Regions from separate parts of the Homo sapiens genome. Here region 2 is linked to region 1. The links are chromatin loops, found by intact Hi-C in ENCODE. Cell type or tissue: psoas muscle. All regions are shown on one strand.

The links. Hi-C counts contacts between places; a loop is a spot of excess contacts. Peaks named below come from ENCODE experiments on the same cell type or tissue, not always from the same donor. Only the 100,000 strongest peaks of a DNase experiment are listed, where the experiment ranks them.
Region 2: a loop joins it to region 1, with 2.2 times the contacts of the local background. A loop is called at or near these places in 16 of 110 quality-filtered maps.

Annotation. Positions count from the first base shown.
Region 1 is chr12:123,720,309-123,728,308 of GRCh38, forward strand. ATP6V0A2 (ATPase H+ transporting V0 subunit a2) reads left to right here. Exons shown (of 20, transcript NM_012463.4): 3 at 2,043-2,140; 4 at 4,346-4,483; 5 at 5,889-5,977; 6 at 7,475-7,601. It overlaps LOC105370042 (a long non-coding RNA gene), which reads right to left and starts at 2,782. Exons shown (of 3, transcript XR_945477.4): 1 at 2,702-2,782. It also overlaps the pseudogene RPL27P12. RefSeq lists a silencer at 1,329-1,509. In psoas muscle, no CTCF peak of the experiment used is centred here; no DNase peak of the experiment used is centred here.
Region 2 is chr12:123,961,768-123,969,767 of GRCh38, forward strand. All of the region lies in intron 1 of CCDC92 (coiled-coil domain containing 92), which reads right to left. Among named protein-coding and RNA genes, the nearest start is that of CCDC92, 7.1 kb to the right of the region's middle. RefSeq lists an enhancer at 7,016-7,517. In psoas muscle, no CTCF peak of the experiment used is centred here; no DNase peak of the experiment used is centred here.

The sequences.
Region 1 (8,000 bases):
ATAGATGGTGTATTCAGAATAAGGTTTTTAAAGGCAGGGCAAATGTGATAACACATTAGGTATATCCAGGACTTCCTGTAGCTTAAACTGTTTCAAAAGAATGCAGGGCTGGGCACGATGGCTCACGCCTATAATTCCAGCACTTTGGGAGGCCAAGGTGGGAGGATCACTTGAGTCCAGGAGTTTGAGAGCAGTCTGGGCAACATACTGAGACCCTGTCTCCACAAAAAATAAAATTAGCCAGGCATGGTGACATGTGCCTGTAGTCTTAGCTACTCAGGAGGCTGAGGTGGGAGAATTGCTTGAGCCCAGGAGTTTGAGGTTATTGTGGGCCAGGATGACACACCACTGTACTCCAGCCTGGGCAGCAGGGTATGACCCCATAAGAATGCAGACTTAAAACAGTGAAAAAGGACCTCTCAAGGAAATTTAGGTGTACGCCAGGCATGGTGGTGCACATACCTATAGTCTCAGTTACTCTGAAGGTAGAGGCAGGAGGCTTTCTTGAGCCCAGGAGTTCAAGGCTAGCGTGGGCAACATAGTGAGACCCCTGTCTCTTAAAAAAAAAAAGAATAAATTGAAGTATAAATTGGTTAAAACAATTTGCGTTCATTTCTAGAAACCTCTTAGACCCAGTGCTTCCTTTGCTATCTTGGTAAGACAGTTTCTTTTCTTTTTCTTTTTGTTTTTCCTCCTTACTTCTTTACCTGCCTCTCTCCCTCTGTAAACCAGTTAGTAACACTTCTAAATATTAGGCCTGATAATGACTAACAGATATTGTGACTTTTAGCCTAAGGAAAGGGATGCTTCATGGAATCGAAAACATAAACCAAATAAAGTAGTTAGTTTTGGCTGGTGTACTATTAGTTTCATGAATCTAGGTGTTTTGTTTTGTTTTGTTTTGTTTTGTTTTAATGACTGAAACAAAAAACATCTAAAACCACAGCTTCTGGAAGAACCACTTGTTCTTGCCAGTCTTGTTCCACTCTTTGAACTTGATCTTGGCCTCCCACTGGGCCTTGCATTTAAGAGCAGGGTCTCTGAAAACCTGGTGGTTTTGTCTAAGGGGATGGTCACAGGGTACTCTGTGGGCATGAGGTCATTATAGTTATAAACCTTCACAAAAGACTTGACCTTTGACCTCTTGGCAATCTTCTTGCCCATGGCAGCTGTCACTGTGGGAATAATGGTCTTTTTTAGCCACCAGAGGGTGGCTGCAGGTGTGGTCTGAGGTGCCATCATCAGTTTTCTTCATGAGGATTGGCTTTGTGTCCAGAGTAGTGTCCGGCCACGACTGGCACCATTTTCCCAGGTTTCATGAACTTGCCCATTTCTAGGGCTGCCCTGACACTTGCCCCCCAGGCTGCCGAGGGCAGCAATTGCAAGACCCAGCCAGGCTTCTGAATCTAGTTTTTAACTTCAGTGGTGAAACAGTGCAGGTTGTCCTCAGCCACAGCCTCAGGGCTGACTGGGAGCTGCAAGAGAGCCTGGCTCTTGGTGCTGGGTGGGTTTCCTGGTAGTGGTTGTGATTTTCTTGTTGGACTGATGGATGCCCTTTTCTTTCTGAGGGCATCTGCGAGAAATCATGTTGCCAGCTCCCATAGGGGCTATTGTAGGTCTATCACTTGGGTAATTCCTGCACTTCCAAGTGCGCCCCTAACCTCTGCTTCATTCTGCCCCTGTAGATGGCTGCGACTCAAAAGTTCTTTCACTAGAATATTAGAAATGAAAAAAATGGGTGGAATTTCAGAAAAGGTTTATCCAGGTTGTTGTTCATTCTATTTATTTATTTTTTAAGTCACTAAGAAATAGAAGAGGTTGTTGTTTATTTTGTCACTGCATGCAGATCTCTCTAGGCAGCATTATTTTTGGAAACAAGGTTGCAAAAAGTGACCAGTAAGTCAGTTGGGACAAGCAAGATTTTTGTGCATTTAGACATTGATTTTTAGATGGCTTGGGAAACATTGGGCTTTAAAATGTTTCTGACTGAAATGTATTATAGTACATTTTAGTATCTAATTGTTTAACTTTTATTTTCACAGTGTATTTGGTACAGGAAATTAATAGAGCTGATATTCCCCTTCCTGAAGGAGAGGCCAGCCCTCCTGCGCCACCCCTGAAACAGGTTCTAGAAATGCAGGTAACTTGCTTCTGACGAAGCTGGTTGCAGCCATTGATCTTGGGGGCTGCTTACTTACTTATTTCATGTTGTCTAATGCTTTTCTGCCTTTCTTCTCAAAACTATGGAAGATGGTGATCTCTCTAGGCAGAGAGATTAAAGACCGCTATTATGATTAACCCTCAGTAATAGATTATCTGTGTTAAATTTTAACAGTAATTCAGTTTTCTTTTACAGTGTAAGGCATATGCTTCCTTTCCAGGTGGTGGTGAACAGAGGCAACAAGAATCAGGCCATCAAGCCTGATTGATGGATCAGAACAGTTCATGATCCTGTACTGTTTCAGAAAGCTCATCCCAGGGTCACCCATGCCTTAGCTGCCTCTTCTTGTGCAAGGAATTGAGGCTTCGGTGTTGTGCCTTCACAGTCCTCCCACATTTACCCTGGCCCTTCCCCTCTAAATTTTGGAAGCTGGTATGCAGTCCATGGGTTGTCTCGGGTGGGCAGCAAGCAGCGTTCTGTCACCCTGAGTTCCCTGGCTGGTGTGCTGGGGATACATGTGTCCCCGGTGAGAACACTCACCTGTGCTGCTTATTAGCATCCTCGGTGAATTCGTTCCTCACCCTGTGAAGTAGGCTGGAGCTCTTGATAACTCTTCTAAAACAATTATCGTTGTGTAACTGAAGCCATTCAGTTGCGGGCTCCTCTGTTTGTTTATTCGGGAGGAAGTCTTTCATTACTTGGTGCAGGAGACTCCAGAGAGAACTCTCCAACCAGATGAGTAACAGCAGTCATCTGGATTGGCCTGTTCGATGGGTCGCTTGTGATGTAATTACAAACATAGTGATGACTGTGTACAGTGCTTGTAAGGCAAAGCAGAAGTAATGAATATAGTATATTAAGTGATTTGTTTGAATACAAGTTTTCATTGACTCAATGATTTGCCTTACGGATTTTTGCTTCTGTTATTTTAATACTTAAGTATTTTTAAGGATGTTTAGTATGTAACTAATTATTAAAGATTCTCATGAATTTTTTTTTTTTTTTGAGACAGAGTCTTGCTCTGTCGCCCAGGCTAGAGTGCATGTAGTGGTGCGATCTCGGCTCACTGCAGCCTGTGCCTCCCGGGTTCAAGCAATTCTCCTGCCTCAGCCTCCCAAGTAGCTGGGATTATAGGCACGTGCCACCATGCCTGGCTAATTTTTGTATTTTTAGTAGAGATGGGGTTTTACCATCTTGGCCAGGCTGGTCTCGAACTCCTGACCTCGTGATCCACCCACCTTGGCTTCCCAAAGTGCTGGGATTACAGGCGTGAGCCACCACGCCTGGCCAATTGTCATGAATTTTTATCCTCAATTAATTGTGTAAATGTGAGTGCATAGTAACTCATATGCTAGAGACTAGGAAAATAAGTTAGAAAAGATTATCTAAATATATTCTGTGTTGCAAAAAAAGGAAATGTAGACTTAAAGAGGAAGAGTCTTTGATGTGTGATATGAATAAGCAGACAAAGGAAATCCGAGAAATGACAGCACCTGTGGTTAGAGACGAGGGCCAGTCTTGGGGGTCTCACGCTCATCACAGCCTTCGGAATGTTTTAGCTAATATGTGGTGTGAACTTCACAGAAATTACCTGAATTAATATGAAACAATAAATGAGCCTATTTATTTATTTACTTTGAGAAGGAGTCTTGCTCTGTCACCCAAGCTGGAGTGCAGTGACACGATCTTGGCTCACTGCAACCTCCATCTCCTGGGTTCACGTGATTCTTCTGCCTCAGCCTCCTGAGTAGCTGGGATTACAGGCACATGCCACCATGCCCAGCTAATTTTTTTGTATTCTTAGTAGAGACAGGGAGGCCGAGGCGGGTGGATTACCTGAGGTCAAGAGTTCAAGACCAGCCTGGCCAACATGGTGAAACCTCGTCTCTACTAACAATACAAAAAAAAATTAGCTGGGCGTGGTGATGCGCACCTGTAGTCCCAGCTACTCGGGGAGGCTGAGGCAAGAGAATCGCTTGAACCCAGGAGGTGGAGGTTGCAGTGAGCCGAGATCATGCCACTGCACTCCAGCCTGGGCGACAGAGGGAGACTCCATCTCAAAAAAAAAAAAAAGAAAAAAACAAAACAAAAAAACCCACTGTTTTTGGTATACTGCATGAAGATTATTGGAATTACACTTGGAACTAATTACTACCCTCTTAAGTAACCATTGTTTTGTTTTAGGAGCAGTTGCAGAAGCTCGAGGTTGAACTGAGAGAAGTCACTAAGAACAAGGAGAAACTGAGGAAAAACTTGCTGGAACTGATAGAGTACACTCACATGCTGAGAGTGACAAAGACCTTTGTGAAACGCAATGTTGAGGTACTGAACAGCTCGTGAGGAAATACAGCTGTTTTTATAAACAGCTTTTTATAAAAATCTCATTCCCATAGGCTGTGTATTTTGCTATTAGTTCATATAGATATGTTGCTTCTTTTAAGAGATTAAATTTATTTATTTATTTAATTTTATATTTTGTTTTTGAGACGGAATTTTGCTCTTGTTGCCCAGGCTAGAGTGCAGTGGCACAATCTCGGCTCACTGCACCCTCCGCCTTCCGGGTTCAAGAGATTGTCCTGCCTCAGCCTCTCGAATAGCTGGGATTACAGGCGCCCGCCACCACGCCTGTAATTTTTTGTATTTTTAGTAGAGATGGGGTTTCACCATGTTGGCCAGGCTGGTATCAAACTCCAGACCCAGTTGATCCACCTTCCTCGGCCTTCCAAAGTGCTGGGATTACAGGAGTGAGCTACCGCGCCCAGATTTAAGAGATTAAATTTAAACCTTGGTTTTATTTTTCAGTTGGATTATATGACTTTAAATAAAGTTTTAAGAGCCATTTCCTGTGTTGGTTGTTTTCAGCAATTACAATACTAAATATTTATAAGATGGTTTAGTTTGTGGTTGAAAAAAATTTTTATGAGCATGAGAAAAAAATTGAATGAAGGATGTTGAACTCTAAAATTTACTTTTTCCAAATTGCTAAGTAAAGGAAGTAAAAGAATAATCTATAATTTCTAAGACTAGGTCAGACACAGTGGCTTACACCTGTAATCCCAGCACTTTGGGAGGCCAAAGCTGGAGGATGGCTTGAGCCCAGGAGTTCAAGACCAGCCTGAACATAGTGAGAATTAATATGAGACCTTGTCTATACAAAAAATAAAAAATTAGCTGAGCGTGGTGGTGCATACTTGTAGTCCCAGCTACCAAGGAGGCTGAGGTGAGAGGATCATTTGAGCCCAGAAGTTTGAGGCTGCAGTGAGCTATGATTGCGCCACTGCACTCCAGCCTGGGCGACAGAGTGAGACCCTGTACCCTGTATCTAAAAAAAAAAAAAAAGAAAAAAAATTATAAGAATAAAGAATAGTCCATGTAGTAGCACCTTATGGAGCTAAGTATAGAAGAGACAAGTGCATCTGTTCCAAACTTAGTTTCACTTGATATGATAGTGACCTTTGATAAAGTTACTCTATCTTGGATGAAGGCAATGAACTAAATTATAACTGTCTTTTATGTAAATGTCTTCAATTGGCTTACAAATAAAGGATGGGGAAGTTATCTTTTCATTTATGAGGATTGAGTTATAAATCTAAGTTACCTCAGAAGTCTTTGCACCCAGATCTAAGTAGTTAGTTAGGATGCCCTATAAACTTGTTTGAAAATTTGACATGAGAAATAAAGTGTCACTTTTAATGAGACACACTTGGTTTCATATGTTTATTTCTAGTTTGAACCCACTTATGAAGAATTCCCTTCCTTAGAGAGTGATTCTTTGTTGGATTACAGCTGTATGCAGAGGCTGGGAGCAAAACTGGGGTAGGTGACAAGGCCTGGGGTGTCAGGCTTCATACTGCCCTTCTTGTAAAAGGCAGATGAGCTCCATAGAAGGGATGAATGGAGACCATTTTAAAGCCTAGGGTTGAATGAAACATAGTGAATATTTGTTTAAGAAACACTGTATTCCTGTACTTGTTGAGCTGAATTACTCAGCTGTATTGACTTTTTTACTCAACACAATGGAAATTTCTTTTGGTATAATGAGCTAGAAAGAAACAACATTTACGTGATTCAGTGTTACTTCTATAAGCCTAAAACAATTGGTCATTCAGGCATCAAATCCTGTCTAGTAGAAACTTGGTGGCTAAACCGAGTTGGTTAGTTTTTTTATTAATCATATTTTAAAGATCTCCTGCTGCTGTTTATTCTTGCTGCCTACTGAAACTAGTGGTAATTTGTTTCCTCGTGCGATTTGTGATTTTTAAAATTATTATGAACTCATATTTCACAGTTCCTGATCTGAAGGAATTCAGTGATATTTAGTTTGAGGATGTTTTCCTCCAGAGAGAATTTGTTTTGACATTTGTCAGGTACCTGGGAGTGCTCTGTCAACCTGGAATCATTTATATTTTTCTCAGCATTGAGATTTTTTTGTTGATTTGTTTTTTGACTGTGCCAGGAATGTGAATTTAAGCCTCAAACCTGAGTGAATTTTAACCTGTGGTTATAAATTCTTAGGGAAGACTTCTCCCTCCATCTAGAACCAAAATAGAAATAAACAAGTTTACATGCAGGCTCCAGGCTCCTTTGCAAGGTAGATTTTTTTTCTGGTCCATCCCTTCACTGAGGGTGTAGCTCTTTGTGCATGGAGCAGTCCCAGCTGGAGAGGTGAGTCAGTTGTATCTGCTCACCTTATCTAGACCCAGTGCCTGGCTCCTGCATCCCATGCTGGCCTTAAACTCAAGTTCTTAAGATACGGGGTTCAGTGTAATAATCAGGACAGCTGTGAGGTCCTGTTTTCCCTTTGGATTCCAAGAATTTCTCTCTTTTTTTTTTTTTTGAGGCAGAGTCTTGTTCTGTCGCCCAGGCTAGAGTGCAGTGGCCCTCTAGCAACCTCCGCCTCCCAGGTTCAAGCGATTCTCCTGCCTCAGCCTCCCGAGTAGCTGGGATTATGGGTGCCTGCCACCACGCCTGGCTAATTTTTGTATTTTTAGTAGAGACAGGGTTTCAGCATCTTGGACAGGCTGGTTTTGAACTCCTGACCTTGTGATCCACCCGCCTCGGCCTCCCAAAGTGCTGGGATTACAGGCATGAGCCACTGTGCCCAGCCAAGAATTTCTCTTTATTACAAGCTCATCTCTACCTTTAAAAAGAAGTTTCAAAAATATTCTGACCAGCACCTGAGATGTTTTGCAGTTGGAGGGCTCTCAGGATGTCTTCACCACTTGGTAGAAATGAAGTCTTCATCATTCTTAATGTAGTTTGATAACATTTATTGCTTTCAGTTGACTACAGGTTGACTTTACTGTCTCACAGATTTGTGTCTGGCCTAATTAACCAAGGAAAAGTGGAAGCATTTGAAAAAATGTTGTGGAGAGTCTGCAAAGGGTACACCATCGTGTCCTATGCAGAACTGGATGAATCCCTTGAAGACCCTGAAACAGTGAGTAAATGTCACCATCACCTTTTAGCAATGACGGACTAACAGCAGAGTTGGAGATATGGTAGAAAGAATGTTTTTCTCCTGAACCATTTGATAATAAGTTGTTAACCTGATGCCTTATCTCTTCAACCACGTGTAGTGTGTATAGTTCCTGAAATCAGGGACATTGTCTTATATTGCCATCACATGACCATCAGTCAGGAAATGAATGTAGATACATTACTATGTCCTGAGCCTTGAATCTCATTCAGGTTTCACCAGTTGTCCTAGTATGGTCAAAGCAAAGAATGTAATTTAGCATTGCGTGTTGGATTTAGTTGTCATGTCTCTCTCTTTTTTTAAACTTTCTTTTTTTCTTAAGGAGATGGGGTCTTGCTGTGTTGCCCAGGCTGGTCTCAA
Region 2 (8,000 bases), 240 kb after region 1:
TACGTACTTGATCAACACTCTAAGGAGCAGATATTCTTATCCTCAGTTCACACGTTGGCAAATAAGCTTGGAGGGTTAAATGACTTCCTTAAAGTCACACCTAGTAAGTGGCAGAGGTGGGGTCATCCCAAACCAGTCTGACTCCAAAGCCTATGCTCTCAACTAGATAATATACTGTCCCTAAAAGAAGACGAAATGCTGCAGCCCTCTAAAATATAAAAGTGCATATCCCGCACAGCCTGAACACCGTTTGGCCAATATTCCATTTGCTAAACATTCTCTTTTGCCCTTTTCTTTCCCCGTATTTTAAGCTGTAAGCTTCTCAGGTCTACTCTTTCGTGCCAGATGCTAATATAATTCCAGTGCTTATTCTTGATGCTGCTGCTTGTGGAAAAAAAAAATCAGAATAAGAGAAAATGCTTCCTCTCTCCTAAAGCTGCAGAAAAACAGATACTATTCTGGGTTAAAAAGCTAGTTCTCTTAAAGAGCTACAAGCTTACTCTGCTATTCTGTGTGGAAACATGTAAAAATGTACAATTGTGTTTTTATTACCAAACAAGTATTTTAAGACACCTGGGCTTTATAGATTGTTGCTGAATCCTTTAAAATACAGCTTTGAACTTCTAAATGTTTGCTTTTTAAATTGGTTGCCTTATTTACTAATTTATTAATAATACAATTTCATGTGATATCTTTTTTGAAGACAAACACTTTTAAGGTGTTCTGGTTAGCTGGATAAGGGGCTTGGGGTTCCTCTCTTGATACAGAAGACTAAAACAAATGCAGATACTGACAAATTCTTTATTCAAATGTAGTTTGAGTTTTTGCCTGCTTAAGTCAACAATTGATGCTGCGATTCAGAAGGCGGAACAGGATGGGGAGTAGAGAGAGGAAGGTGGCGACTCTGTGTGAGACATAACATAATCTGGCAGTGGCAACAGTAATCTTCATGTGGGTCTTACAGAGGAGCTGGCCTGCTTCTGCAGTCTGACTCTCACCTGCTGAGAACACCATCTACACGGTGTTTTTTTTTTCCCTCAGAGAATCTACAGTCATTGTTTTATGGCTGATGCAAGATATAGGTTTTTTTTTAAAAAATCTAAAGAACAGATGGAATTAGCGTGTAAGTTTTCTGATATGAGGCAAACTGTAAGCAGTCGGAATTAATGAAAGAACACGGGGTTCTCATTCTCCTGATGAATCTTGAGTTTGATCAAGTTGGAGCAGTGGTTCTCAGCTGGGACAGCTGTGCCCCCAGGGGGCATCTGGCGATGTCTGGAGATGCTTTGGGCTGTCATGAGCGTGTGGGTGGGTGCCACCAGCATCTAGTGGGCAGGGCCAGGGGTGCTGCTAAACAGACCATAACGCACAGGACAGCCCCACAACAAGGGCAATCTGGCCCCAAAGGTCAAGAGAGTTTTGGCTGAGAAACCCCCAGGGTTAGGGTCAATCTAATTTAAGGCAGGCCTTTTCTCCTCTTTGGACTTGAGGTTTATCCTGCTCTCTCTGGGTTTCTGGGATGGCTAGTAAACGCAGCGTATGGCACTTTTGGGAGGGCAAACTCTCACCACATGCAGCATCCCTCCCGTACCAGACAGCTGCTAACTCTGGAGAAAAAGGCAACCAGCAGGTGAGGGGACAATAGGAGCCTATCTGAGTGAGTTTCTTCCTTGTATCTTACACGCTCAGCGAGGCAGGAGTGCAGAAAGGGACTACTTAACCTGTTTAGCTAAAATGACTGGAACACTGGATCAGCATTTCCTTGCTTTCTTTTGCTTGGAAGAAAAAGGATTGCAAATAAACTCCAAATTGCCTAAGAATGTAGTAATTTTCTTCCTGTTTCTTGATAATGTGAGATTTTGCTTTTCTTCTATGAACGCTAAAGTGACCTGAGAAGTGAAGAGGGTGAGTGCAAGATAAATCTGGAATGCAATAGGGACTCCAGTGTTATGGTTATAAAGCTGCGTATTTCCACAGAAATTAAGTGGACACATTGCAGCTGAGCTAGGTGTGCAGTTTCCACAGGAGTACTCTATCTAATGCAGGCAGGAAATCTCCAGGAAACTTTGATGTTTAAAGGCTTTAATATTTCTTCAATGCAAAGAGCTTTGTTTTTAAGGACTTCACTAAATACGTAAACTTTACAAGAATTTTAGACTCCCAATAAATTTATGAAATCATGTCAAAACTCCTAATATTTTATATATACTAGCACTTTAAGAAAGCTTTCCAGGCGGGAGAAATGAAAGTACAGGTTCCATGGTCACCAGGAAACCCTGTTTACAAGAGCCATAATTTGAACTTTGTAATTTGCAGAAATATACTACAGAAATTGAAGTAATTAGTGCTGCGCTGGTAAATCTTAAAATGGTTTTCTACTTGGAAAAGGTCTCTCCCAAAATAAAAACAATTGCTCAGGTTATAAAAGCAGTTTAAAAATAAAGTTTAAACGTAACAGGTACAAACTGAAAAGTTATTTATCTTTTTTTTAAAAAAAGTGTCTGTATTAACAACAAGGAGGCTATTCCAATATAACACAGAAGACTACATAAATTATTCAAGTTCTTAGTACTTTTAAAGAAAATCCTTTCATATCTATTTTTGTGAATTTGGGGGTATAAGAGAAGGTTATGTCTTCTATATGGGGGGGTGATATAAATTATTACAGTTCATTCTTTCCATAAAGGAAGCATCTTTAAGCAGCTTTGAGCCAGACACTGTGGAGGACACTCAGAACACACCAACAAATAGAAGAGATAAAAATTCTGCCTTTGTGGAGCTAATATTTGGGAGTGGGGGTGGGGCACACAATTCATACAAAAAGTAGAATTTTTTCACAAAGGCTAAATTAAATGGAACTTCCTAAATTCTTGACACTTGCCTTACAGAACAGCTCAATGACTACCTACCACCATGATTTCAGAGTAGGTGAATCTAAACCTGAGTATACAAATTACAGGGAGCTGTAATTTAAGAAACTAGTATCTTTATAAATTGCTTTTTAAAAATTCCAGACAATATTATGACAACCAAGAGTCACTCTACTTCCATTAGCTGAATAATGTTTCAAGATATCACATTTCTGCCAATTTTAAATAACAATTGCATTATTTTTTAATGTAAATTTTGTTTTCTAAAGTTCCTAATTCCCTTTGTACCAGCAGAATAGTGAGGCAATTAGTTAATAATTTATATTTACCTAAAAACTGATAAAGAAATTAAAATTCAAATGGAAAAAACATCTCGTCACCTGACAATCCCCACGGATGAGCTGCTGGGTCTTTTTTTGAATACTGGGTCTTTTTTTTAAATACTTGTTCTTAAAGCTCAAATTATGATGGTAAAATCAATTGACGTATTAGGACACCTGATATGTTTGATAACATTTGAAAACTACAATTTTAAATCGCTAAATATATTGCCAGTTAAATATACTGTTTGGAATGACGTGTGTGCTTGTACGTGTGCATCGAGATATAGTGAGGTCTATCAATAAACACTTGTGTATAACTGAGGAGACAAGACTAACCACTCACAGAAAAGCAAATTGATCTTTGGGATGCAATCTCTTCTCAATAAAGAGGAATCTTGATTCATCTTGACCTCTGTATATTCTGTCCAGAAGTCAAAGTTTATCGCTCTCACTGGAGTATGAAGTCCTGCTTTTCTTTCTCACTTTTTCCTGTCTTGACTATGGACAATTGTGAAAACAGTGAGGGCTGCACGCTCTTGGAGGAGCTTACATTTCTCACGGCCCTCATGTAACCCATGTTGGGCTGTTTTGGAAATATACTTCCTTTGGTGAATAACACGGTCAAGGTTATCTATGGTCAGTCATCTTTCTCAGACTGAACAGTCCCTTATGGTGGCTCTTTCCCACACTGTCCCTGTCCTAGATCAGGCCCCACATCGTAGAAGGGACTCTAAAGACTGTCAGGGTTTCAGAGAGCCTCTTGGTAGCTCCAAAGTGCCTTCATCTTGCTCCAGTGTCCCATGGCCTGGTACACACCAACAAGAAGGGATGCCAGGGAAAATCATATGTGGGTGGCATGCTCCAAATTTACCAGTGTAGCTCATCAGCACTGTGTGAGTTGTTTGACCCGTCCATTCATGTTGTGGGAAGTAGCCATAAAGACAACGAGAGCAGCTTATCTACGGATGGGGCTGTAGGGTGGGAGGCAGGCATTTATAAGCATATTCACATTAGTTTTATTCAAATGAGAAAAAATGGGTTTTCATGTGAATGCTTTAGTAATTTCACTGGGTATAGAAGATGCATGCAAAGGCTAACACAATGACTGTCAAAAAGACTTCTGAAATATTTTATTTCCAGATTTGGTACATTAAGTGTGTCTATTTGTAACAGGAGTCCATCATTTCCAGATTGGATTGTAAATAAAGCTGTAAAGCCCTACACATTCATCAATGCCTTCACTGTCTTGTCCACAATCAGAAGAGGTGGTAAAATGTCCAAATGGAACTCTGAAAAATAACCTAGCCAGGAATTTTCAGAAACTGGACTGAAGTGGCTGGATTCCCTACCTATAAATGTAACCATGAGAGTTGTGACAAACAAAAATCTGGGATCTTCACCTAAAAAACTGAGTAGGCTTCAGAGGCTTCTGGTTACATCCCCAATGGTAGGACATTCCATGTGAGAGGAAGCTGTGTTCTTTTGAGAAATAGCTAAGTCTTGCACACTGATGGAAAGCACTGATGAGGGTGTCAGTGCATCTCATTCCCAGGTTCACTCTGCAGTTCAGCAGTCCAAACATCACTTCAACCTTCCTTCAAGGGACTCTAAAGTTCTGCTTGCTACTAACCTGCCGAGGATTCCCAGTTTCTTCAGTAGGAACATGCTGGCCCCAACGACTTCACACCTTCTAACTAAACTCAGTTTTCCTCTAAACACAGGAATGGCTAATTTGCTGCTTTCCACTTAAATTTCAGACTCAAGATGGTCACTGCACAGGCAGGTCCCGCTGGCATCCTGAGACTACTTGGAAAGGCACTCTGCTCTAACCACAGCCTGCTAATGAGTAACATTCAGTGCAGTGTTCTAGAATTAGCCAGTCGTCATCCAAAGCTCTGAGTTCCATCCTGCAAAAAGGGATGAGACACAAGAACCTCCAAATAGACAGCTGTCAACCTATCTCCAAGGTCTCAAGTCTAGCTTTGTTTCTACTTGGATATTTATTTTGTCTCTCCCCTAAAAACCTGCCTTTGCCCTCAAACAATATGGTTTGGCTTTGTTCACCTCTGAACTGGGTCCTGATACCACAGTCTTACTGTACTAATAAACTTGTCAAAAACTGACTTGACCGCTTTATTGATGGAAAGCAATTCCTCACTTGAAATCACATTGCAGAGGCTGAGGAGGATTACACATCCTTCCTCCCCCGAGAGCAATAGGGCATGTCAATGAGCAAGTACCTTAATGCCAGAAAGCTGCTGCTCTATTCTACTAGAACGTTCTGGTCTTGTCATAGGGACTCAACCAGAAGATAAAGATGACTCAGTATCAGATACTGACCTTCCTTGAAAATGACAGGCCAAACCTAATAACTTCTGCTATGTTCTTATCTATGGGAACACAAAACTGAGCGAAAAACTCCAACCTTTCTCCATCTTTCTTATCAATGTGCAAGATTTGGCTATTTTTAAAAAGTGTATCTGCTCTCCCACGCTACTAGCCACCGAGGCAGAAACACTAGCAGTGCCTTTCATCTGGGTTGATGTGTGTGACAGCCGAAGAGAAAGGAGTTACAAAAAGCCTCCTTCAATGTTTAAGGTATGGCACGAGCCTAACCTCTTACGTTCACTTATCATTAGAAAAATATGGAGAGCCTAAGATAATTATGCTATGTATGACAGAGATGGAACTTTCTCTTGGGAACCCAGTGTTTTTACGTGTCCTCTGCATTATATCGAAGATGATCTTTTCAGAGTATGATGCCACGGATTTCTAGGTAAAATGTGCAACTTTAAGAAAGACAGTATTGTAATAATATTGAGAATGACAATTTACATGTAGTGTTTAATGCTTAAACAATGTTACCTAAGAACATGGGCTTTAATGACTTCTCATAAACTCTCTTACCTGCATAGTAAATGAGAAGGGCACAGGATGCATTTAGAAATGGACTGGGGAGGAAATCTGAAGAGCAAAGGATAATGGATTTTATGCAGACCTAAATTTAGTATCTTAAGTGTTGCCAAAGAGGCAACAAAAAGAAAATTTGTAGAAGCAGAGTATTATGTGCCTCATATTCCATTTATTAAAAGTTTTCTTCTGTCGTTTTTTTCCCCTTTTTATAAGCAGCTTACTCAGGCTTGCTCTATTTGGTGCTAACCAATGGAAGTTCACTGCTCAGTCTTGAGAATTCAGCTAGAATAAAGAATTTCAGAAACAAGGAGAAAACTTACTCCTTCACAGAAGAGTAGACACTTCTTGCTTCGTAGTAAAGTTCTTTCTGATAAAGCAGTAAATTGGGAATAATCATGAAAGTATTGATCTCGGTCGGCTCTCCAGTGTGGAAATTTGCATGTAAACTGTTTTCTGATTAACAAAGAAGTCTTTAAAGATGTTTGTGTGATCCCTTCAGAAGTCATGGTTAAAGCTTTAAAGTGCAACCTTTAACCTTGAAAATGCTGCTTTCTAACTTGCCTTATTTGCTAATTTGTTGTCCTGGTAATAATATTTAAGTAGTATCTGTGATTTTTTTTCCTGAAAAAATAAACACTTTTAAAGTTTTATTTCTTGGTTGGCCAGAAAAACTTGATATTCGTCTCTTTTCCCTTCATGCATACAGCATAAATAAATGGTATATTCCTTGTTCAAAGTTTGAGGAGTCTTAGTCACTTATCACACCCAAAGTCAGCTAATGGGTAAGAGACACAAAAGCATGACACAAACTCATCTGCTACAGAATGAGAGAGAGTAACTATTTTAAAAGACATTTAAAAAGTGAAAAGCATGAGACAAACTCATCTGCTAGAGAACAAGACAGAGTAACTATTTTAAAAGACGTTTAAAAAGTTAAAAGCATGAAACAAACTCATCTGCTAGAGAACGAGAGAGTAACTACTTTAAAAGACATTTAAAAAGTTAAGTCCATGCAAACATTAATTCAGAATTGTTTTTTCCTCTTCTTCCTAAAATGGAGAGGTCAGATCTTGGTTTAACTCAATCGGCCTCATTACTGACTTGCTGCACTTCAATCCTTGTGTATTGGGCACTCTGGTGTTCACAGGCAACTCTGCTCTGCTTCTTAGCCACAGACTGGAGTCCCCACCTCATTGACCCACTTAATACATGTATTAGATTGACACTCAGTAGCCGAATCTTTATTATAATAGATAAATCCTTATTCCCATTGCTGATAAAACCATCATTCTCAAGATTGGTTTCATACAAATAGGGCACATGTCTTTCTTCTTCAAACACAAAGCTCCAATTCCCCTAAGCTTTTCGGCTTGCTGTAATTCTACTTCTTGGCTTTGTTTTACCTTCAGCTGCCAGCATATTTTAAAAACCATGCAGACATACTGAAAAAACATCCAATGCAACTTAATGTAGGTGGATATGACTGGACTTTTTGCTGTGAAACTTGAGTCATGTTTGAGTAATGAAATAAACAAACTAAAATGCGGAGCAAGCACAAGAATCATCTCTTATATCATCTCTTATTCAGTTTTTTTTTTTTTTTTTTTTTTTTTTGAGACGGAGTCTCCATCTGTTGCCAGGCTGGAGTGCAGTGGCGTGATCTGGGCTCACTGCAACCTCTGCCTCCTGGGTTCAAGCGATTCTCCTGCCTCAGCCTCCCGAGTAGCTGGGACTACTGCGCCACCACGACCAGCTAATTTTTGTATTTTTAGTAGAGATGGGGTTTCACCATGTTGCTCAGGATGGTCTTGATCTCTTGACCTCGTGATCTGCCCGCCTCGGCCTCAGGAGTGAGCCACTGCCCCCGGCCTTATTCAGTATCTTTTAAAACATG